2 separate regions of the Mus musculus genome follow, and region 2 is linked to region 1. Evidence: chromatin loops called from intact Hi-C (ENCODE). Cell type or tissue: left cerebral cortex. All regions are shown on one strand. Links, peaks and the distances in the headings refer to the core of each region. The heading gives the core; the rest is flanking DNA. Region 1 overlaps Mia2 (MIA SH3 domain ER export factor 2). Region 2 holds the start of Fbxo33 (F-box protein 33).

The links. A loop is a pair of places that touch in the nucleus more often than their neighbours do. Peaks named below come from ENCODE experiments on the same cell type or tissue, not always from the same donor. Only the 100,000 strongest peaks of a DNase experiment are listed, where the experiment ranks them.
Region 2: it touches region 1 in a loop (5-fold over the local background); 11 of 42 quality-filtered maps call a loop at or near these places.

The regions. Positions count from the first base shown.
Region 1 is chr12:59,125,486-59,133,814 of GRCm38, forward strand. The region is part of intron 6 of Mia2 (MIA SH3 domain ER export factor 2); the gene reads left to right. Among named protein-coding and RNA genes, the nearest start is that of Gm24233, 4.4 kb to the right of the region's middle. In left cerebral cortex, for the core only: CTCF peaks have their summits at 4,226 and 5,943; DNase peaks (open chromatin) are centred at 3,715, 4,280, 5,005, 5,385 and 2 more places; H3K4me3 peaks cover 3,446 bases; H3K27ac peaks cover 2,124 bases.
Region 2 is chr12:59,216,135-59,224,463 of GRCm38, forward strand. It overlaps Fbxo33 (F-box protein 33), which reads right to left and starts at 3,349. Exons shown (of 4, transcript NM_001033156.4): 1 at 2,726-3,349. The coding sequence starts at 3,345. In left cerebral cortex, for the core only: a CTCF peak has its summit at 4,040; DNase peaks (open chromatin) are centred at 2,813, 2,882, 3,391, 3,696 and 1 more place; H3K4me3 peaks cover 4,192 bases; H3K27ac peaks cover 2,034 bases.

The sequences.
Region 1 (8,329 bases), core at 250-8,249:
TTTCTTTTATGTTGGGATCCATCCCAGGAGCAGCTTATAAAAGCATATACCTTAAAAGCTTATTCACAGGTGCAGGAAGTGCTGCTGGGTGGTTGGTTCCGGTCCAAGCTTATTGTGGGTAACTATACAAAGGAGTTCTAACTGACTTATGCTGTGAAGTTCAAGAGCACGGAATATAACAGAATGTACAATCAACTTGGGCATGAGAAAGTTTCCTTATGACCTTAGTAACAGCACAAGATGGCAGGCAAGACAGTTAAGAGTTACCAAGGCCTTAACATTTCACCTAGGCCTTAACCACAATCACCTGTAACTCCAGGTGCAGAGGATCCAGCACCCTCTTCTAGTGCCAGCACCAGGCACACACATATTTGCAGGCAAAATACTCTCATAAAATAAAAATAAATGTGTCTTAAAAATGTTAGCCTTGTGGTGGTGGCACACACCTTTAATCCCAACACTTGGGAGGCAGAGGCAGACATAACTTTGTGAGTTTGAGGCCAGTCGGGTCTATAGATTGAGTTTCAGGACTACCAGGGCTACACAGAGAAACCCTGTCTCAACAAAACAAAACAAAACAACAAACAAAACAACAGCAGAAACTTATTACTAAGTGAGATATAGCCTCACTTTAGCATTTTGCACACAAGAAATCTTTTGCAAACTTCTTTACTGTTACCTCCAAGATAATAGAGGAGGCATTTTATCTGCTCATTTACTTTGTAGGTTGCTTTCTGGGAGCTCATTGGAAAATGTAGGTAGGAAAAAGAACTATTGTAATATTGGAGTATAAGAGTCAGAGGGCCCTACCACAGGGTCTGCCCAGGAGGTGGCTTAGGTAGAAAGTGTGGGCAAAGGAGGCTAAACGTGTCCTAGAGGGGAGCATATTTGACCTAATACTGAATGAAAATTAGAGTTAGCAAAAGCAAGAAAAGATGGACATACTGTAGTGGAGATAACATTTTTAACACTCATGAAGTAGAAGGGAACATGACTTTTTTGTGAACTATACATAGGTGGTTCATCTTGGCGGAATAGGGAAGATTTCATAGGTACATGAGAATCAGATTAAGATTACATATCTCTGGCTGTCCTAGAATGTACTATGCAGATCAGGTTGGCCTGAAACTCCTAGAAATCCACTCACCCCTGCCTCCCAAGTACTGGGATTAGAGATATCTGCTCCCATGCCTGGCCTTTGTCTCATTTTTTAATGCTGGCAAATACTCATCTTAAAAATAATGCCAGCTGGCAGTGGTGGCACACACCTTTAATCCTAGCACTTGGGAAACAGAGGCAGGCAGATTTCTGAGTTCAAGACCAGCCTGGTCTACAGAGTGAGTTCCAGGACAGCCAGGGCTACACAGAGAAACCCTGTCTCAAAAAAACAAAACAAAACAAAACAAACAAACAAAAAATGCCAGCTTGGTGTGGTCTTTGATCACAGCACTTGGGATGTAGAGGTGAAAGGATCTCTGTGAGTTCTATGAATTACGGAGTTCCAGGCCAGCCAAGGCTACACACTGGGACTCTACCTAAAAACGAACAATGCTGTATAGGTCTGCCAAAAGAGTGTATGAGCTCTACTTGGTCCACTAGTCACACTTTTAAACCTCTGGCCCAACATATGGTGGTAGTGGTTGAAATGAGTGGAGGAACCATTTGGATAGGGGTCTAACTTGTAGATAGGGGTCATTGGATGTAGTAATTGATTTGTTTTAGCAAGAATTAAAGAGAAAAGTAAGATAGTTACAATGTTTGTAGCTAGCTAAGTATATGGTAGTACCACTAACTGAACAACTTTTTTGGAAACTACCTAATATATTTCCTTTTTTTTTTCTTCCTTAACTTCTTCCTTCCTTCCTTCCTTCCTTCCTTCCTTCCTTCCTTCCTTCCTTCCTCCCTTCCTCCCTCCCTCCCTTCCTTCCTTTCATTCTTTCTCTTCTTTTTGTTTTGTTTTTCTTTCTTTCTTTTCTTTTTTTTTTGTTTTTGTTTTTGTTTTTTTGTTTTTTGTTTTTTGTTTTTCGAGACAGGGTTTCTCTGTATAGCCCTGGCTGTCCTGGAACTCACTTTGTAGACCAGGCTGGCCTTGAACTCAGAAATATTGCCTGCCTCTGCCTCCCGAGTGCTGGGATTAAAGGCGTGTGCCACCACGCCCGGCTTTGTTTTTCAGTTTTTGAGGCAGGGTTTCTCTGTGTAGCCCTGGTTGTCCACTTGCTCTGTAGACCAGGGTGGTCTCAAACTCAGAGATCCACCTGACTCTGCTTTCTGAGTGCAGGGACTAAAGCCATATGCTACCACTTCCTAGAACCTACCTTCCTTTTCCTTCTTCCTCCTTCCTTTTGCCTTCCTTCCTTCCTGTCTTTTTTGAGACAGGGTCTCAGCTGGGCTGGAGTGCTCTTTGTACCACAGGCTGTTCTCAAACTGTGGCTCTGTCAGATCCCCCGCCTCATCCTCTACGTGCTGGTATTACAGGCATGAGCGACCATGCCTGACTTCATCATGTTCTTTAAGAAGCCCCTTCTCATTTAATTTTCTTTGTTAGGTTATACAAAATAGGTATTATAAAATAAAAAGATCCAGAAAGATCATTACTTTTTTTTTTATTTTTTATTTTGGTATGACTCAGTCTTAAAGATGATTATAAATGTCAGTCAGGTTAGGAGAAAAATTAGTACTAATGTTAATAGCTAGTCAGAATGAAGTCTTCAGTTTTCTGTTGAAATACTCTTTGCCTGGGTGGTGGTGATGCACACCTATAAGCCCCAGCATCCAGGAGACAGAGGCAGGTGGAACTCTCTGAGTTTGAGGTCAGCCTGGTCTACAGAGCAAGTTCTAGGACAGTTGGGACTACATATGGAAACCCTGTCTCAAACAAACAAACAAACAAACAAACAACCCCCGCAAAAGGTATTGTTGGGCTGGTGATGTAGCTCAGTGGAGGAGAAGTCTATGGGTTTAATTCCCCAGCACTGAAAACAATGGTAACAAGAAACAGTACACACACACACACACACACACACACACACACACTCTTCCCCTCCCCACCTCAGGCCAACTGTCAATTTCTAAAATGTGAGTTCATTTAAAAATTTCGGATTCCCTTGAACACTGAAAGATTGCAGTCTAGACGTCTCTAGTGCGGTGAACTGGGGCTCAACCTGACACAGCAGAGGAACGCAGACTTGTACGGTTTAAGTACACTCTGTGCACTCCGACAGCTTGCCTTCTCTCGGGCCGTCAGCCCATAATCATTGGACTAGATGTTCTGAAGAGTTTCTAACACACCTGAAATCTAGCAATCTGGGCACAGCTTTGACGCACGTATGGCATAGATCTGAAAAGCTTCAGTAAACAAACAAACAAACAAACAAAATTTGGAGCAATTTTCCAGTTAATTTTGAGTGAAAGGGGTTCTTTTTTCTTCTTCTCTAATATCTGAGGTGACTGTTGTAAGTAATTCGTATTTCAGGTAGATTATGTGTAGAGGCTTCTTCCTGGTCTCACTTGGGAACTAGAAGCACCCACAGCTTCTTAGCAACTTTATCTTATAGCGGAGGAGCCTCACGAAGTTCTAGCACCCATCTTCTCTTCCCCTGAATGCTTCATTAGTAATCAGCTCGGAAACTGCCCAGCTCCTGTTCAACAGGTAGCTCCTGATTCAATACGTTCTGAGAACTCTTACACCGAAGACTCAGAGAATAGCAATGTGGCACAACTTGTTGATTTTCCTCCCAGAGAGGAGTGCTTATGTGTGTAACACCAGTGCCTACCTAAGTGGGAGTGGCTAGTCCTTACAGCGTTGACATAGGGCCTTCATGAGGGAAACTGGTTTCTAGTCCGTGGACTAGGTGTTCTGGTTAGCAAGTGTCTAGTGTCCCTGGATATTTTTCCATAGTTATGAACACTAATAACATTTGCTGTTTATTTCCTTGAAAGAAGGCCCTTTATAAGATAATAAAACCTCATGCTTTCTTATGGAAAACCGTCTTTGAATATCGTTCCCTTGGTAGAAATTATGAACTCACTATGAATAGACTAGAATAAAATTTTCAGTGTTTCAGCGGTTGCAATCTTAGGATTTTCCTTTCCGATTGTGGATTTTAATGTGTAATATGTACGATATTTGAAAAAAATGCATATGTGCAGGCATGTGTGCACACATACATTTAACAAGTTATGAGGTCCCTGAAATTGGATTACGGGTTGGTAGTCACAGCTCCACCTATAGTACCCCTCTGTTACAGCGTCAAAACAGGATCACACTCTGTGTGGAAACGGGAGTGCAGAAGGTATTAAAATCTGGACTCTTTCTCAAGGATCTGAAGTAGTCAGGAGAGCTTTAGTTACATGTCCGGGTGTTTTAACATGAATGTCCTAGGACATGGAATTGGAAGGTCTGGGTGAGGAGGTAAGTGTCTACTCGCCAGTAATGCAGTCACAAGTTAGACTTGGGAATTGCACTGATTGTCAAGTTTACTATTTGTTTGCTTTAGGTGTGCTTGGTTTTTTTTTTTTTTCTTTTTTTTTTCTTTCTTTTAGAACTTCACTTGTCTCATTTATGCTTTTAGCATTTGTGATGATAACTATTGACCTTTGGAAAGGGCCATAGATTAACATAAGGAAGACAGACTGAGCAAAGCAAATGTTTTCTGTTTACAAATCTTAACAGCCCAATAAGATTGTAGAGCCTGTTAAGTATGCTAAGACCCACTGTAAAATTTGTATTTAATATAGTATCCTAACGGAACCTTAAACATCTCTGAAATTTCTAAAAAAACTTAAGCACACTTCTTTCCTGACTTTCATATTCACATAAGCTGATTTCAACACAGTCCAACATGTGCAGAAGTTGGGCACTACCTCAAAACAGGAGGATTGAGCAACTTCTGCTATCTCCTGATAGAAGCAGTTTCTGAAACTCCCTAGGGTGATGTGGCAAAGAACTTAGGCCTCAGTTTGGTCTTAGTAGTCACTGGCTGCAACCGTGGCTGTTTCTGATTTTGTGTGTGAGTGCTTGTGGCACGAAAGAGATGTGTTTACTGTAAGGGAAATTTACAAAGGTTTATGATTTTTATCAAGTTCTCTTGGGAGGCTGCTGCTTTTTGAGTTTCTTCTCTGAAGACTTGCGTTAGATAGTTTGGATAAGAATGATCATGTAGGTAAAGAAGACATAGAAGACAGGTTATCTTTTAAACCTTACGTTTCAAACCCTCTCTCTCAGGACTTCGTGCAATGGCTCTAAAAATAGGGCCCTAAATTTAGAGGACAAGCTGCTACATTTAGTTCTTTTGTGCGAACTCCTCGGGTCGAGCAGGAGTGCACACGGGCTCCATCTGGCACCCCGGTCCCTAGGGCTAATGCAGTTTCAGACTGGGGCGCCTGGCCAGCGCCCACCAGGTGGACCCCGGCGAGCGAGCGAACCCGAAGGCTGGCCCGACGAGGACCGACGTGTGCTCGCCCAGGACAGGTTAAACTCTGACCAGACCACACAGTTGACCCGGACGCCTTCGTGTCCAGAGTCCGAAGTGCGGACTCGCAAAGCAGGACGCGTGGGCTCGTGCGTCGCGGGCCATTTTTCTGGCCACAATTATGGCGGAGGCCGGCGTCTCTGTGACTGAGGGGTCCCCCGGGGTACGACAGTGTGGGGCTCAGGCTCTAGACGCTCGTGGCGTCTGCTCGTGGACGTGGGCGCGTTGGGAGCTCGGGTGGCGGGACTTTTTTCACCCCGGGACTGAGCCTTAGGTCCCGGGGTGGAAGGCGGCAGCCGCACGCTCCGGCTCCTCGTGCTCCGAAGTTGGAGGCCGGGGAGCGGTGCGTGGGCCCTTTAAGGTCGAGCGCGGACGTGGCCGCGGAGCTCGTGCAGTAGAAGGGGCGTCTCCGCCGCGCCGGCGAGACCAAGGCCGGGGTGGTGGGGGTGCGACGCGGGCTCCCCCCGCAGGGCCGCAGTGGTATGCGCCGGCCGCTAGTGCGTTCGCGTTCCCAGCGCTGCCCCGATCGCGTCGGGCCTGCTGCTGGCCGGCGGGCCGGCTGCGAGGCCTCCGCCCGTGGGCGCGGAGATGGCCGGGCCTGGGGCGGCGGCGGGTTGCGCGCGGCGGGTTCTGGAGCAGCTGCGCTGGGTGAGTTCTGGCTCGGGAGCCGTGGGCCCGGGGCGGCCGAGCAGCTGCGGCAGGGAAGCCGGAGCTCCAGCGCGCTCGCCCGGCCTGTACTCGGCCGCTGCTCGCCGCGGGGGGAAAAGGGGCCCCGGGATTGGGAAGGCATTGTGGACGTCCCAAAGGAGAGCGTGTTTTTGTTCCCGACCCCAAAGTCGGACGTCATTTATTTTGAACAGGGGGTCAGTTACACGTGGTTCTTCTGACTGCCGGAAACTGGAGTTTCTTAGTGATGAAACTTCTTGTCTCAAGCGGACGCCTAAGCTGGGGCCGGAACTGAGATTTTAATTCTGCATTATTTTCCCCCAGTAAAGAATGCCCTTCTGAAATGCTTTAACCATAGCGTTCTACCTCTTTTCGCGTTGTTAATGTAAAAGGTGTTCTTGTAAACTCTAGAGATAGTGAGCGCTCAGGAGCTAAAGTACATTTTTTTTTCCTGTTTTATTTTGTAATCAGGTGGCAAAGGTTTTTTTCCTTTAGTGTTTGTAGGTGTTTTGTTGTTGTTGATAATATTTCGAGACACCCCCCCCCCCCCACACACATACAGAGTTTTAGAAAACTGCATTGTATTTTTTTTAAGACCATTTAAATATTGCAGCTGTTCTGATTAACCAATTCGGGTTATCTTCTTGTTTTGTGAACTTAAAGTAGTGTTGACATGAAGGTGTTTCTTTTATTTATCCAAGTGTAGTGTAGTGAGGGCACCCGCCCATGAATGAAAAAGTTCTGTGGAGGTTCTAAATGAACTAAGGATTTTGCCACTGGCATCCAGCTGTCTTTTAAAGGAAAGAAGACACACAACTAGTCCATAGTAGCACACATACTAAGCAAGGAGACGGAGAGATTGTATGCATATTCTTGGAGGTTGGGAAAGTCTTAAGAGGCTGAGCAAATAACATACTCTGCTGCTCAGAGGATAAAGTGAGCCAAGGATGGGACGTGAAATGATGCATGCTGTAGACAGGTGGGTCCCAAGGACTGCTGTGGGGTACAGTAGAGCCCTTGAAGGCTTTTCAGTATTTTGGCTACTATAGATTTTCTTGGTAGTAGTATGCATGTAGCCTAGATGTCAGGGAACAAAACTCAAAACAGGAAATGAGAAATGACTGAGGCAGGGATACAGAAGTTTGGTCCTAAATGGGGAACTAGGAAGAGCTGAAATGGGTATAACTTCTCGATTAGTTGTGGAGAGGGGTGGGTAGTGGAGAAAATCTAGAATACTCCTAAATTTCTGGCTGTGCCAGTAGTTATTGAGATGGGGTTTATGGGAAGAGAATCATATATTGTAGATGAGAGAGAATTTTCAATCAATACCTCTTCCTTCATTGAAATCAACAATTAGTGCCCCGAGGAGATACCTGGAGTTGGAGCCTGCATACACAGTGCTAGGCTTCGGGGACCTCTAACTCTAGCACTGGTTGGAGGTGTGTGCAGGGGAATCCCAGGGGGTCACTGCTCACCAGCTTAGCAAACAGTAGGTGAGCTCTAGGTTCAGTGAGCGCGCACATGTGAGTTTAGGTGGCCGAGGAGGCCAGAAGAGGGCATCAGATACCCTGGAGCTGGAGTCACAGGTAGGTGGTTGGGAATGGCCTGCCGTGGATTTTGGGAACCTTGTGATCTCTGGTCCTTTGCAGTAGCAGTAAATGCACTTCACTGTTCACTCATCTCTCTGGGCTCGGCTGTGTGATTTTACATTTTAAAAGTATATGGAGCTTTATTTTAGCTTGATGTATGGCTTGGTTGTGAAGACCCTTGTGTGTACAGCTGAGAACGTGTTTTCTGCTATTGTTTTGTGGGATTTTGTTAGTATGTAAGGTCTGGTTGGTTTGTAGTGTTGTTTCAAGTCTTCTGTCTTTATGCTGACTCATTGAAAGTGAGATCTTGAAATCCCTAACGACTATTGACGAATTATCTGTTTTGGTTTTTTTTTTTTTTTCCTTTATTTCATTTTGTGGTTCTCTTGTTGGGTAAAATATGACCTTTATCTTAAGAATGAGCTAGCTTTTGCGGTCATCCTTTTTCTTAGTAACAGTTTTTGTCTTAAAGTTTTTTGTTTTTTTTTTTTAAATCAGATATCACAGTTGTCACGCCACTTGTTTTTGACCAGTTAGAATCTGGGGCCACTGAGGGAGGAAGTTTTTTGAGCTCACCCAGGAAGAGGCGAACTATGTAATCAG
Region 2 (8,329 bases), core at 148-8,147, 91 kb after region 1:
TTCCAGACAAGCAGGAGGTCTTGGCCTCCTTTAGAAAAAGATTTCTGAAACCCTGTGTTTTATTGGCAAAGAGGTACTCTTTATTGTTGATTATCATCTGTTCTTAACACATTCAATACCAGTATGGCAGCCATAATCACTCTGACAAATCAAAACAAGCCAACTGTTATTCTCTCAGAAGATCAGTACCACTGATTATACCCTACAACTCTAGGTTAGCATAGCTCTTTTCCTGTGGGGCATGACTATGCATTGAGTAAGGCAATTCAGCACAAAGCCCGGAAGCGGAATGGCTGATACACTTCTGCTTAAAAAATGGCAGAAATCATAAAGCAAGAGCATTATAAATGAAAAGAATGTATGTTTACACTTCTTATTAGTTATTAAGTTTTTGGCGTACAGGAAGCACTCGGTTCAGTTCCCAGCAGCACTTAAACTGGCAGTGGTTGAACACACTTGTACTTCAACACTAGAAAAACAACAAAAAAACTTCTAAGTGACATTGTTAATACACTGTTTTAGGGTTGTAGTTTTTAATCACAGAGTCACAAGTGTCACTAATAGTTAAAAGCACCTATCAACTAAGCCACACCCCAGTCCAATATGATTTAATTTAAAAAGAGACAACATCAGTACAAATACGAATGTCCATAGTGAACACGCTACTAGGCACCACAGTGTACTCTCTCGTGGACAACCAACAGCTGTGAGCAGAAGTGAAAGCAGACTCAGAAGGGCAGACACACAGGGTTTCACAAACAAGTTACATTAGGATAGAAACTTAAATGGTAAGGATGAAAGAAAAAGAATTAAAGACAAAATGTGGTACAGTACTGTTGTGTATATATGCTATAGATCCATCCATAGATGATTAAAATACCAAAAAGAACTAGGCACTGAGAAGTTCTTACTTGAATCAAAGGCACTATGCCCTCCCTCCCGACTTTTTTTTTTTTTTTTTTTCAGGGCTGGTTGATTACAGAACAAATCAGCTGGTCTCTAGCTATGCTCAACTTTGAGAAAGCCCCGAACCTGATTAAGAAAAATTTTAGCTTTGGTTATCTTAACAGATAAAATCAAAGCAAGGAAGTGGAATGGGTTCACGTGAAAGCTTAGGAAACAGGGCACTGGAAAAAATGGAGCCTTGTTCCCATAAATAATTTTTTTTCTTTTTTTTTGATTTTTTAAGACAGGGTTTCTCTGTGTGGCCCTGGCTGTCCTAGAACTCACTAACTCTGTAGACCAGGCTGGCCTCGAACTCAGAAATTCACCTGCCTCTGCCTCCCAAGTTCTGGGATTAAAGACGTGCACCACCACACCAGGTCTTGTTTTGTTTCTTGAGGCAGGAGTTCACAAAGCACATGCTGGCCTTGAACTTGCTCTGCACAAGATGATGACCTTGAACTCACTTAAGCTCCCTGCCTCTAGCTCCCAGGTCCCGGGATTCCAGATCTGTATCATGCCTGGCTTCCATACACAATGAGGCTAGAATACTTACAGTTTAACCTATTTGAAGCAGGGTTTCTCTGTGAAACCCTGGCTTTCCTGGAACTCACTCTGTAGTCCAGGTTGTCCTCAAAGGCAGAGATCCTCCTGCCTTTGCCTCCCAAGCTCTAGCTTTAAAGGCGTGTGCTGCCACCACCCTGCTTAAACTCTTGATTTAATTATAGATCACGAAAATATGTATGACACATATGACTTAGTATTAATCACAATCTATTCTCAACTCTATTTAACATAAAGATGGTGGGATATAGATTGTGGAAGGAAGGACACTGCTTAGAGGAAAACTGCCACACAACAGCATGTACATCACTTGACCTAGTAAGCACCCAGTTCTGCTCTCTACAGTACAATATTTTCTGCCCTGACCCTAGCAGTGTTGGAATGTCCAATCACTAATAATTATTTGTAAACTGCTGCAATTATTTTTCTTCCAAATTAAGAGTGACATTGTAAGTTTGGAATGAATATCCAGATAAAGAAAATATAAATATGGTTTGGCAGGCACTAGACTTTCATAGGGACTCTGTGCTGGAGTCCGAATATGGGCCATGAGCTCTAGGTGGAATTACACTAAAGTCCTGATGCACAATGAGTCTCATACTTAACCCCCACAGTATGCCCAGCTCCTTTATCCCACCCCAAGTTAGGTAGCGTTACTTTTGTGTGAATCACTGGGAGTAAGTCCAGCCTGATGGTGTATGGGATGCGGCTTCAAGTCTGACAATTTTCCTCCCCTAATGATTTTAACTAGCACTCCTCCCAGTCTTTGGACATGGCCCAGGCTAGTAAAACTATTTCAGGTAAGAAAAGGACTGTTAAAGAATTCTTATAGGTTAATTCTTGTAATCATGGACATCAGCAAGGAAACTTACTCACCTCGTCACTATGAATTAATTACCCATCACCAATGGTCAAATTCAGAATCAGAAAACCACCTTATTTTTTTGTACAGGCCTCACCCTTAACTCACAACTTTCCCACGCATAAGATAATGGCATTGCCCAGCAGCTCTAGCCCATGGACAAGAACGGATGAATGAAAGCATGCCTGAGACGCTCCAGGAGTCCCGTTATCACCTCTTCTGTCTCCGGAAATAGTCTGGTCAGGAACGGATAGCTGCACCTACACAAGGCCATCCTGAGGCCGGCCGGCACACCCCACGGGATCTTTCCCAAGGCCAGCGGAAGGCCAGACCCTCTCGGTCCCCACGCAAGCCTACCTGTTGTTCCGGATGCTGAGCAGCACGCACAACACCAGCTCCAAGTAGATGCGCAGTACTTCCAGCCAGCGGGAGGAGAGCTGCAGGGCCTCCCCGTCTTCCCCTCCGGTGCCCGTGTCGGTGCCGCCGCCGCTACCGCCGTCGCCCGGGCCGCCGCCTCCGCTCAGATAATTCTCCGCGGCGAACTCAACCCGCAGCTCCCGCACGAACCAGCCGCACTTGCGCATGAGGAACTCTAGCCGCGGCTGCTCCGCGGGCGAGACGCGGAGGCAGATGCGGAGCTGGGGCCACAGCGCTGGGTAGAAGAGGCACTCCCGCCAGTGCGAGCAGGAGGCCGAGGCCCGCAGCCGGTCGGGCGCCGGCAGAAAGGAGAAGATGTGCACGATGAGCTCGCTGGGCAGCGACGCGGCGCCGGCCGCCTGCCCGCACAGAGCCATCCGGCTCGGCCGCCGGCCGCCCGTCCCCGGCCGCCTGCGCAGTCCTCGCAGCAGCCCCCGCAGCCGGCGCAGCTGCAGCAGCCGCAGCCGCTGCCGCCGCCGCCACCGCACCAACCGGGCGGCCCCGGCTCGGGTTCGCGCTCCCGGCGGTCGGGGTTGCGGCACTGACAAGAACAACAACATCAATGACAAGGAAGAAGGGGGCGGAACCGTCGTGCGCCTCGGCGGAACCAAGTGCACTCGGACCGGCTGAGAGGGGGGAAAAGCTGGCGCGGGGAGGCCTGCACGCCGCTGACTTTCCGTACCGCAAGCAAGTGCTCCCCGGCCGGCCCGGGCAACGACCTCGAAATCCTCTCTCGAACGGACCAGGGATGCGGAGGCGACCGCGCTGCTTCCGAGGAAACCGTGGTTCTCCCGGTACCCGGACGCGGAGGCTCGGTAGTGGTAGGGACTGAGAGTGACGTCACGGCGACGGGCGGAGCCTGGCGCGGCTTTGCGAGACTTCCGGAACCGGGGGAGCTCCTGGTTGCCTGGATCGCGCGGCACGTGACCGTTGACGTCAGCGACCCGGGGCGGGGCTAGAGGCGTGGGGGCGGGGCCACTCTGGGCGTCCCTCGCCGGGTAGGTCTGGCCCTTGCAGCGTGCTCGAGGCGGAACCCCGGCGTGCTGCGCTAAGTCCCGACGCTTTCTCATTCGCTGGGCTGAGGTCGCGGCGCCCGAGGGCTCGCACGCCGGCTTCTTTTTACATCTTGTTCAGAGCAGGACAAAATCGGCTTCCCAGGAAAGGCGGATCGTGGCGGCACGCGGACCTTCCTCTTCCGACGTGCGGAGGCCGCACACGCCCCATTGCTGAACCAGTGACGGCAGCGCCACCTTTCGTCTTTAGAGGGGCAGGAAAAAAATGGCTAACGATTTTCATCTTGAGGGCTGGTACCCAGACTTAAATGCTCTCTGAACCCTTGTCTGCAAAAGTTCTGTATAATTAGTATGTTTTATTAATAGCTAACGATCACTTAGTGGTAACATCAAATTAGGAAGTTAAGACAGGTTTTAATTTTCAGTTTCTTAAAGTCATTGAAGTGTTTGTGAAGAGAGCTGTGGATACCTCTTCAGTGTACCACTGTACTTCTGTAACAACACACCCCTGTATACAAAAGTAACATGGATGAAATAAAGTAGCTATTTTGATAGTCTCTGATACTCCTACAAATAAGTTGGAGAGGAGAGCTTTTCTTTAGTTTGGTGCCCCCAAAGAAAGGGATTTTAAAAACAGCCCTTCACGTTCTCAGCATGCGAAGTATCTCAGTCAAATTGTAGGAAGCAGCGATATCTAAAGGGTTAAGAGATTTTTTTTTTCTTTTCGTTTTTCGAGACAGTTTCTCTGTGTAGCCCTGGCTGTCCTGGAACTCACTTTGTAGACCAGGCTGGCCTCGAACTCAGAAATCTGCCTGCCTCTGCCTCCCGAGTGCTGGGATTAAAGGCGTGTGCCACCACGCCCGGCGTGGTTAAGAAATTTTATGTCTGCTGCTTCAAACCACACTAAGAAACTAGCTAGTCTAGATATCTTTAGCTCTGTGATGTAACAGCAGACCTTCTGTCACATTTCTTTTATACAGTTTGGTGTCACGAACCTAGTAAACTACCAATAATAGTATTTTTTTGTTTTTGTTTTTGGTTTTTGTTTTTTGTTTTTTGAGACAGGGTTTCTCTGTATAGCTCTGGCTGTCCTGGAACTCACTTTGTAGACCAGGCTGGCCTCGAACTTGGAAATCCGCCTGCGTCTGCTTCCCGAGTACTGGGATTAAAGGCATGTGCCACCACGCCCGGCTCAATAATAGTATTCTTTTACCTCTAAATTTACATCAGCTCAGTTGGTACTTTGAATAAAAAATGTATTCCAGGTAGGTCATTTCTTTGAACCCTTGTCTGTAAAATTCTATGTAATTACCGTTTTATAAGCATTCAATGAACATTAAGTGGTAACAGTAAATCAGGGAATTAAGACTTGGATTTGGACTTCAGTTTCAAAGTCATTTAAGTATTTTGAAGAGAGCCGTAGACTTCTGGAGCTCCACTTTAGTTTACACCTCTGTTATGGCTATTCTTGGATGCCAGTGTGACTATATCTGGAATGAAGTACAATCCAGAAATGGAGGGCAAACTTGTGAAAGATATTCTGCTTGGTTTGAAGTGGGTAGATTTACTTCTAGTTGGGACCTTTGAGGTGAAAGACAAGCCTGATTTGGATCTTGAGACAGGAAGACACACCTTTAACCTGGGCCACATCTTCTGTTGGAAGTCTACATGTGGGGCTGGAGAGATGGTTAAGAGCACTGCCTGCTCTTCCAGACGACCTGAGTTCAATTCCCAGCAACCACATGGTAGTTCCCAACCATCTGTAATGGGATCCGATGCCCTTTTCTGGTGTGTGTGAAGATAGCTGCAGTGTACTTACATACATGAGGTAAATAAATAACTCAATCTTTAGCCAGGCAGTGGTGGCACACACCTTTAATCCTAGCACTTGGAAGGCTAGGTAGCACTTGGTAGGTGGATTTCTGAGTTCAAGGCCAGCCTGGTCTACAGAGTGAGTTCCAGGACAGCCAGGGCTACACAGAGAAACCCTGTCTCGAAAAACCAAACTAAAAAAAAAAAAAAAAAAAGAAAGAAAGTCTATATAACTTGGAAGATTGGAAGAAGAAAGGTTCTGCTCTTTGCCTGAGTGCTTTCTCTTGTAGCGCATTCATTTTTTCCCTGGCTTTGGAGCCTACTTTGGAATTCCAGAATATACAGACACCCAGTTGAGACACTTCCAGCCTTGTGGGACTGAACAGCTACTAAATTCTTGGACTTCCCATTCACAGCTAGCCATTGTTGGATTAGCTACACTGTAGTCTGTAAGTCTTCCCAATAAATTCCATATATATGGAATATATATAAGGTCTGTGACTCTAGAGAACTCTGACTAATACAACCTCTATAAAAACAAATTACATCACAGGTGGCAAAAATATTTGAATATTTACTAACATTCCATATTTAAATTAAATTATTTCCCAAAATAGGTTTTATAGATGCTTTGTACAAACCAGGATCCAATTAAGGGCCACACTTGCATTTCTTTATGTAATTTAAAAGTTTATTTTCCTCCATTAAATAATCTGGGAAGTATTTTTGCTTTTTTCCTTAAATGTCCTCCTCTTCCTCTAGCCATACACTTAGTAGGTCTGACAACAATTCATGATTCTTGCCTAAATCAGTGTTCAAATGGTAGTAACTTTCTTTTCCATCATTGCATCTACAGTTATTAGTTTGCATTATTCTGTTGAAGAATAGAAAATTACTGGCCTCTTGTGAAAACATGAATTTTTTACCTCGGAGCCCACCCCCTCCCATCTAGAGATTGTAACACTCCTAAACTTTTCACCCCAAAACTCCTCACCCTAAAGTTCGAACCCTCCCAACTAAAAACTGTTCCAAGAACATTTTTGAGATAAAGGCCTCCTAGAACAACCTCAAAATGAACCAGGTACTCCTTAGTTACGTAGGTTCCTTGATAGGACATGACTCCTTAGTTACGTAGATTCCTTTGGCAGAACTCCCTAGTGATGTAAACTTGTACTTTCCCTGCCCAGTTCTCCCCCTTTGAGTTTTACTATATAAGCCTGTAAAAAATTTTTGCTGACCGTCGATTCTCCTCTACACCACTAGGTGCCGCTAGGTGTATGAGTTTCGACCCCAGAGCTCTGTGCTTTCATGTTGCTGCTTTATTTCGACCCCAGAGCTCTGGTCTGTGTGCTTTCATGTCGCTGCTTTATTAAATCTTGCCTTCTACATTTTATGTATGGTCTCAGTGTCTTCTTGGGTACGCGGCTGTCCCGGGACTTGAGTGTCTGAGTGAGGGTCTCCCCTCGAGGGTCTTTCATTTGGTGCATTGGCCGGGAAACAGCGCGACCACCCAGAGGTCCTAGACCCACTTAGAGGTAAGATTCTTTGTTCTGTTTTGGTCTGATGTCTGTGTTCTGATGTCTGTGTTCTGTTTCTAAGTCTGGTGCGATCGCAGTTTCAGTTTTGCGGACGCTCAGTGAGACCGCGCTCCGAGAGGGAGTGCGGGGTGGATAAGGATAGACGTGTCCAGGTGTCCACCGTCCGTTCACCCTGGGAGACGTCCCAGGAGGAACAGGGGAGGATCAGGGACGCCTGGTGGACCCCTTTGAAGGCCAAGAGACCATTTGGGGTTGCGAGATCGTGGGTTAGAGTCCCACCTCGTGCCCAGTTGCGAGATCGTGGGTTCGAGTCCCACCTCGCGTTTTGTTGCGAGATCGTGGGTTTGAGTCCCACCTCGCACCTTGTTGCGAGACCGTGGGTTCGAGTCCCGCCTCGCGTCTGGTCACGGGATCGTGGGTTCGAGTCCCACCTCGTGCAGAGGGTCTCAATCGGCCGGCCTTGGAGAGGCCATCTGATTCTTCTGGTTTCTTTTTTGTCTTAGTCTCGTGTCCGCTCTTGTTGTGACTACTGTTTTTCTAGAAATGGGACAATCTGTGTCCACTCCCCTTTCTCTGACTCTGGAGCATTGGAAGGAGGTGCGGGTCAGAGCCCACAACCAGTCGGTGGAGGTCAGAAAGGGTCAGTGGCAGACCTTTTGCGCCTCCGAGTGGCCAACGTTTGGAGTAGGCTGGCCACCTAAGGGTGCTTTTGACTTGTCACTAATCGCCGCCGTCAGGCAAATTGTTTTTCAGGAGAAAGGGAGTCGATGTGGAATCTGACCCCGTCAGGAAATAGCATTTGGCTTGGCTGGTTGTACAAGTCCAGGCGTGGACGAGTGTGCTTAGAGATACTGGTGTCTTCTTTTTCTCTGTTGCTATCTTGTTTTTGTTTGTGGTTTTTGTCATGAGACACAGACACTGTATGTCAGAGGTAAAGTGAGATCCCTCCCTGTCTGTATGTCTGTGTGTCTTGTTCACTTGTGTGTCCTCCATTGGACCACCTTCTGATTCTGTTTTGTTTTTGGTTTGTCTGGTTTCAGGTCTGGTTTTGGTCCCAAGGAGTTGACTGATTATCTTGGTTTGGTTTTAGGCCGGTCTCAGGTTCTGGGGCCTTCCCATGGAGACAGGTCCATTTGGGTTGGTCATAGTGACAGTAAGCTTCTCTGGAAATCGCATGTAAG